2 separate regions of the Homo sapiens genome follow, and region 2 is linked to region 1. Evidence: chromatin contacts called from ENCODE Hi-C or POLR2A ChIA-PET data. All regions are on one chromosome and are shown on one strand. Each heading gives the region's core, a stretch centred on a gene start or an enhancer-like site at or near the end of the contact. The rest is flanking DNA. Distances are from core to core; before and after follow the strand shown. Region 1 holds the start of ROR1 (receptor tyrosine kinase like orphan receptor 1). Region 2 overlaps ROR1 (receptor tyrosine kinase like orphan receptor 1).

Region 1 (3,529 bases), core at 711-3,210:
ATGTTTGGCATCACCAAGCAAAACATCTATGTGACCAAGCTGTTTACATTTCATTAGGATTTTTCATCAGGAAGGTGCACTCCCTGCTGATGCACATCTTAATTACAATTAGGAGCTCTATTTACCCCCAGGAGCTTTCAGATTAGCACGACCACATTATAGGATCCGTTTCAGAAATCATCCTCAGAAAATGCTACTCTAGCTTCCAAAAACCATCTCTAAGAAATCAAAATTTCACACAACTTCCTTCCAGAGTGTGTTTTCTACCAAGAAAGTCAGCTAACTTTTAGTAAAAACTAATTCTGCATTCGTAGTCTATGTAGTGAATACATCTTTTTCCTCTCAACTGCTAAGTAGCGCAGAACTTTTTCTTTTCCTAAACACAGTGCTAACTTAAAAATGAAAGATGCATGATAAAAGAGCAGAGATCTATTTATCCGCTCAGGTTTAGGGCTGGGAGTGGGGGAGGGCAGAATCCAAAGGCTCCTCACCCCCTCAAGGGATGCATGTTAAAAGTGAGGCCCGAGACCCCGGAGACTTTAATCAACTTTCCCCCTCCAACCTCCAAAGAATGAATCGGTTGTCTCCACAGGCTCAGCCGGGCTCTTCCCTCTCATTGTGTACCGGCTCAGACGCAGCAAGGACCCCAGCTTCCCGCAGCGAACTAAGACGCTCCGGCTTGCGGTGAAGTCTTTCTCTAACTGTTGCGATTGTCTTTAGAGATTACCAAAATCAAATATGCATTAGATGGCTTTTCCCCCTCTTGTTTGTAACACGCACACACACACGCGCGCGCGCGCGCGTGCACACCCAAAGCACTTTGGAGCCGCAGGCCGCCTCTGACAGCACATTTTGCACAAAGTGGCAGCGGCTGCAGCGGCGCACAAGTTTTGGCCTCTATGATGACTCTCGGGAGGGCCGGAGGGCCGGGGGCGGTGGCGATGCGAGGCCGCCGGAGCCCCAGGAGGACAGGGCTTTTGTTTGCGTCGATCCGCGAGCCGCCTGGGCTCTGGCGAGCACCACTGAAAATCCAAACTCCCTCCTGGACCGCGCCTTCCGGGCCGGCTCGCAACTTGGGGGCAGGATAGACTTGCCTGAACACCGGCTGGGGCGCGCTAGAGGTCCAGGGAGACAAGGGGGGACGCCCTGCACAGAAGTGCCCCGATCACCCCCAGGACCCTCAAACCCCTCCACGCTTCCTGTCAGCGCTGACAATCGCTGCTGCGCACCGAGGAACGAGTCCCTGGGCGCGCCCCGGCCCGCCGCGGGGCTCCGGGGCAAACCCTGGCCTGGCGGGGCTCCGGGGCAAACCCTGGCCTGGCGGCGCCGGCGAGCCCCGTGGCGGGTGGCCGGACGCGCCCCGGAGCCAGCGCGGCGCTTCCTGCGTGTCCCGCGCCCGGCTGGACGGCGGAAGGGTGGCCACGGGTCAGGGGGTCTGGGCGGGCGGGGGCCGGCGGGCGCCTCTTACCTTGGGCAGCAGCCCCGCGTGCGGCCAGCAGCAGCGCGGCCAGCAGCGCCAGGAGCGGCGGGCGCGTCCCGCGGCGGCGCGGCCGGTGCATTCCTCCTCTCGCTGAGGCGGCGGCGGCGGCGGCTCCCAGGCCGCGCGCAGAACATCCACGGGCTCTTCCCGGGCTCCCGGCCGCCTCGTCCCGGCCGCTGGCGCTCGCAGGACGCCGGGGACGTCTGCAAAGCTCTTTGTCCCTCTAACCTGCTCCCTCGCCTCCGCCTGGCCGCCTCTGGATGCCGCGAGCGCGATCCCTTCCCAGCCCTCTGGCTGCAGCCTCGCCTGGGCCGGCGGGTCAGTCCCAGGCTGTCCGGGTCGCACCAGTGGGCGTGAGTCGCCCTGGGTCGGACTCCGAGAACAGCGCACCCTGCGCCCAGGGGCTGCCGTCCCGGGGCTCCCTCGGCGGCGGCGGTGGCGGCTGCTCCAGCTCTCCACGCTCCCTCTCTCGCTCAACTTGTCACTTTCCACCAACTCTCCAGCCCAGCGCCCCAGCCCCGACCAATGGGAGACGCGGCCCAGGCTGGCGACCCAGCGCCCTCTGCTGCAGCCTCTCAACGCCCGCACCCTCCCCGACTTCGCAGAAAGCGGTCGCGGCTCCCGCGTCTCGGGCACGCTCCCTCCCCTCCCCTCCCCCACACTCCTCAAACTCGCCACCGAACCGAGCGCCGGGGACCTTCGAGGCTACTTGACAGAAGGGGAAACCGAGGCTCAGAGAGACTTATCCGGGATCTCAAGCCAGTTCGTGGCTGGACGACAGTAGACCCAGGTTCTAGCAGCCTCAGCTGTGTCACTGTTAGCTGTGTGACTCTGGGTAATGGCACATTTATTGCTATCATACAATTTCCCTTTTGCTTTCTTCTTGGACCCAAGAGTTGAGAGAGTTCTTACACAAGTAATTTATACTTCGCCTTTTTGTCTTTAATTTGTAGTCTCACTGAATTCAATGTCATCTGTACTGCCTCCTGGCAAGATTTATTGAGGATTATCTGTGGTTATTTTTGCCAATGTCCCATGGTTTTTTGAAAGGTGTTTTTGTCTTCCGAATGTGAAGATAGAATACTGTATCGATTTATCTTCTTTGTATTCATTATTTTTTCAGGCCTTCTGAATCTTTGCATGTTTGTTTGTTTGTTTGTTTTTTGTCTAGCTGCTCTGCCATGAGCCAAGGGATCATTAAAGACCTCTACAATGAGTGTGTTTTTGTCCATTTCTCCTGGTTTAACTTTATGGATTTTGTAATTCATAAATACCCATAATGATTTGACTTTCCCTGTAGAGACTGCCTTTGATCATAAAAAGTGGTGAGCGCCTGCTGTTTTCAGGGCTGTGCTCTAGGCTCTGAAGATGCAAGGGTAATAGGACACCTGTCAGTCTTGCTCTGGAGGAACAGGAAGAAGCCCATAGTCTCTCAATAATCACGTGGCCACTTACTAAATACCTCCTGTTTGCCTTGTGTTTTATATGCATTTGCTCACAAATCCTCCATTGACACTAAAAAGAGTCATTAAAAGTATATACTTCTTAGCTGTTTTACATATATTATCCCCATATTACAGTTTTAGAAATTGAAACTCAAAGGGAAAGTAAATGACTTGCCCACAGTCTCACAGACATGGGGTAGCCAAGCCAGCACTCAGGCTGTTTCCACTGAGAGAGTTAAAGCCTGTAACCAGAGCCTGGCACATGATAAGCACTCACTCGGGAGTTGTTGCTGTTGCAGTAGCCTCTAAGAACCCAGCTTTAGGGTTTTAAAATGAACAGTCACTTCATGGAGGGCGAGGACTCTGTCTCAATCATCTAGGTATCTTGCTGGCCTCTAACAGTACCTGGAATGCAATAGGAGCTCAATTAATGAACAAAGGTTAGGTCACCATTTGGAAAATATTAATTTCTCATCATATTTGTTTTATAGGGGTGCATGGAGGAGGGACAAAATTTCATCCATACTCCTTGGCACCAGGAAAAGCAGATCCCTGAGAGCTGAGACATTAGAAGGGGGAAAAAATGCAGCCCAAAGTATGTCCC
Region 2 (3,529 bases), core at 578-3,077, 250 kb before region 1:
TATTTTTTATCTGACTATAAGAGTATAGGATATTTATTAAAGAAAGTATGAAAATCAAAGAAAAAAGACAAATAAGAAAAACCACCTAAGGGTAATCAAGAATATCCCCTTCCAGAAAGGATATCCTACCAGCAAAAAGCCTTCTAAGCCTGTTCCTTCTTTCCTCCCTATACACACAGATTATTATTTTAGAAATAAATAGTCACTGAGAACATGGACTTGGTAGCCAGGAAAGCCTGGATTTGAATTCTGGCTCTGCCATTTACTAGCTGCGTCACTTTACCTTGAACTTGTTTTCCTGCCTGTGAAATGAACATAATAGTACCTACCTTGCAGAGTTTTTATGGCACATTAAATGGTGCTCAGGAAGTGTCAGGTATAATAGTACTTCCCACACAGGGATTTGCTAACTCCACCAGAAAGTGAGGTTCATGAGACAGGAATTTTGTATTTTCACCTCTGTATCAGCACAGTGCCTGCCACATGACTGGTACTCCATAAATACCTGTTGAATGTATAAGTGAATGTAACTATTGAGGACATTGGGGTTGAAATTAGAGTCCTAGGAAGGATCTTTGGGAAGAATTCAGGTCTCTGAGTTCAGAAGACAAGTAAAGACCATGGATAGAAAAATCTTGTAAGTCAGTTTTAATTCTATACAACCATAGTCCAACGGCCAGAGTTCGTCTGGTCTGACTTTGGGCCCACAGATAATGAAATCATGAGTTATTTGCAGCAATTAGGGCAGAGGCTAGGAGGCCTCTGAGGTATGCGGGGATTTGAACTTCCTAAGCTGCTAGATCAACTAAGGCTTGGGGCATTTTTTTTTTTTAAGCAAATAAGCATTTGACAGAATAAACCCAGACAAAGAGATACTTAAGCATGAAGCCTTGACAGAAACTTCCCTGAAGTAATATAGCTTGGAACTAAAGAGATGATTAGTGAGCTTCTCATGACCCTACAGGAAATCTTGCTTGGTACAGGAACACAACATTTTCGAAGTTTGTCTAAAAGAAGTTTTCACACACTCCACTGCCTCATAATAATGTCTGCAACGGGTTGCAGAGCTCGCCGTCTGCTGAATTCTTTACTGCCTTTCTTCTTTTGTGGGTCTTTATCCCCAAATAATCTGTTTGTGGACCAACTTCTGCAAGCTCAGGAGGGCTAAAGTGGAGCTGTAAGCCCTCAAACCCTCAGTAAACAGGCCAGAGGGAATGAAGAGCTGACCTCTACCTCAGCCATTAGCTGGGCCTACCTAGGATGGATCTGATCCTATATTCCAGGATAAGTCTTATTTTTTCATTCATCTCCTTTGCAGCACCTATCATTGCTGGAATTAAATGATTTTCAGTATTTCTGTGTATGTGAAAAACCTTGTCTAAAGTTTTTCTCTTCCACTAAATTGTAGAGTATCCAAAGGGAAGAATGTTTCTGCCTTTTTCATTTTTGTATCTTCAGCCAGTACAGGCCTCGTCCATGGTAGGCACTGAATAAACATTTGTTGAATAAATGAACCTAAGACATTTTATTACAAAGTTCAATTCAGCTTAAAGGCAACATAATATATTGATTAAGAACATGGGTTTGAATTCTGGGTTCACTGCTTTGTGACGTAGGGCAAGTTGCTTAAATCTCTCTTAGTTTCCTGATGTTACTTTAACAAATTATCACAAACTTAGTGGCTTAAAGCATCAGCAATTTATTCTTTCACATTTCTGGAGGCTAGAAGTACAAAATCCAGCAGAGCCACACTCTTTCTGGTGGCCCTGGAGTGGAATTCATTCCTTGTCTCTTAGTTTCTGAGGGCCCTGGCATTCTTGAGCTTGTGGCTGCATCACGTGATCTCTGCTTTCATTTTCACATTGCTTCCTCCTCTGTGGGTCCATCTAAAAACTCCCTCTGTCTCTGTCTTATAAGGACACTTGTAGGCATTTAGGCTTCTGGGGATAATGACGGATAATCTCATCTCAAGATCCTTAATTTAATTACATGTGCAAAACCCCTTTTCCAAATAAAGAAAAATTCACAGGTTCCAGAGTTTAGGACATGGACACATCTTTTGCAGGCAGGATGTCACTATTCAAAATACGACTTTTCCCTAAGGCTCAGTTTTTCATCTGTAAATCTGTCACAGTATCTCAGAATTTTTATGAGGATTAAATGTGACAATCCATGTAAATCACTTAACATGGTTCTTGGCATATCATAAGCCCTCGATAGATGGTAGCTATTAATAATTGGTATTATTTCATGAGAAAGGGAGGTGTTACTCCCGATGTCCATAAGGAACAAGTGATGGAGTTATGCCAACACATTCAGATATTTTAAAAATATATCAATATCACTATCAATCTACCCTTTTCTGTATTTATTTTATGAGTTCTGGGGCTTGTGCTTAGCCGTCTCACATATGTCATTACATTCTGTACTTACAACAACACTTGAAGGCTGGTATTCTCCCCATTTTACAGATGGGGGAAAAAATCCAGATCTTAATATTCAAGAATCTGGAGTTAGCCACAGAGCTTAAATATAAACCAAGGACTTCTCACTCCAAGCCCAGGTCTTGTCTACATTACCTCAGAAAATTGAGGACAGAAATTGACAAAGTGCCAAGCACCTATACTTGTATTAATCACTTGTTAGAATATCATGAAGAGTCAAACTACAAGGCAGGTTAGCCTAGAAGAACTCTAAAGCAGTGATTCTCAAACTTTGTTGCACACTAGAATCACCTGGAGACCTTTTAAACCTCTCAAATCACAGGCTATACACCAGACCAATAAAATAAGAATGAGGGGAGGAGGAGAACAGACCCAGGCATTAGTAATTTTTAAAATTCCCCAGGTGATACCAATTACAGCTGAGGTTAAGAATTACTGCTCTATCACTGGTCCTCAAACTTTAGTGGGCATCAGAGTCACCTGGAAGATGGTAACAATGGAGGGGAATAGGGTCTAGCCTGATTCAACGAACCCGGGTCTCTCCAAGTGACTCTAACACCCACCAAAGCTTGAGGACAGCTACTCTAAAGTAACTTTCGGCTCCCGTATTCTGATTTTCACCACTCATTCATTTCTCTCTTTATTCAAACAACTGCACTAGATGTTGGAGAGATAAGGATGCATAAAGAAGACATGACTTCTGATCTCAAGAAGTTCACAGCTTGACACGCTGTTCTTTTCTCTCTCAAAGCCCTCTCCATACTGCTTTTCCTGGTCAACCTCTCTTTGAATGGGAGACACATGAGGGCCTTGCTTGAAATGACGAAGATCTTCAATAAAATTTCTTGCATGAGGAAAGAAGAAGAATGGGGAGAAGAAGAGGAAGAACATACATGCAAACAAGCATCACCTGGCATGGGGAGGAACAAGGTGTGATCATCAGTGGGAGAAGGTGGAGTCAGGGAAGTCTTCTTGGAAGTGGTGAAGTGTGAGCTGGGTCTTTAACAATGACAAAAGGTTGGGGGAGGGTGTTCTCATCAGAGCAAATAGTAAGGTTTGCACAGATGCTTGAAATAGGATGTTGT

What was found. Hi-C counts contacts between places; a loop is a spot of excess contacts on that map. ChIA-PET counts read pairs that join two places held with the same protein, here RNA polymerase II (POLR2A). Pooled maps may share reads with other maps.
Region 2: a pooled map shows a loop between it and region 1 (2.2-fold over the local background). The contact joins the enhancer-like site here to the promoter of ROR1 in region 1. A Hi-C loop is called at or near these places in 4 of 168 maps with a recorded cell type or tissue (IMR-90, heart left ventricle, psoas muscle and 1 more) and 5 of 50 pooled maps. POLR2A ChIA-PET finds 5 or more read pairs at or near these places in 2 of 52 experiments (MCF 10A and activated naive CD4-positive, alpha-beta T cell).

The regions. Positions count from the first base shown.
Region 1 is chr1:63,772,448-63,775,976 of GRCh38, reverse strand. It overlaps ROR1 (receptor tyrosine kinase like orphan receptor 1), which reads right to left and starts at 1,960. Exons shown (of 9, transcript NM_005012.4): 1 at 1,469-1,960. The coding sequence starts at 1,559. RefSeq lists an enhancer at 336-899 and silencers at 765-1,059, 1,844-1,893.
Region 2 is chr1:64,018,334-64,021,862 of GRCh38, reverse strand. All of the region lies in intron 2 of ROR1 (receptor tyrosine kinase like orphan receptor 1), which reads right to left. Among named protein-coding and RNA genes, the nearest start is that of ROR1-AS1, 92 kb to the left of the region's middle. Within about 2 kb of position 1,827, at least 7 of the 41 ENCODE cell types and tissues checked have a DNase peak (open chromatin) inside an H3K27ac peak, as active enhancers do; they include IMR-90, where a contact is called at or near this core.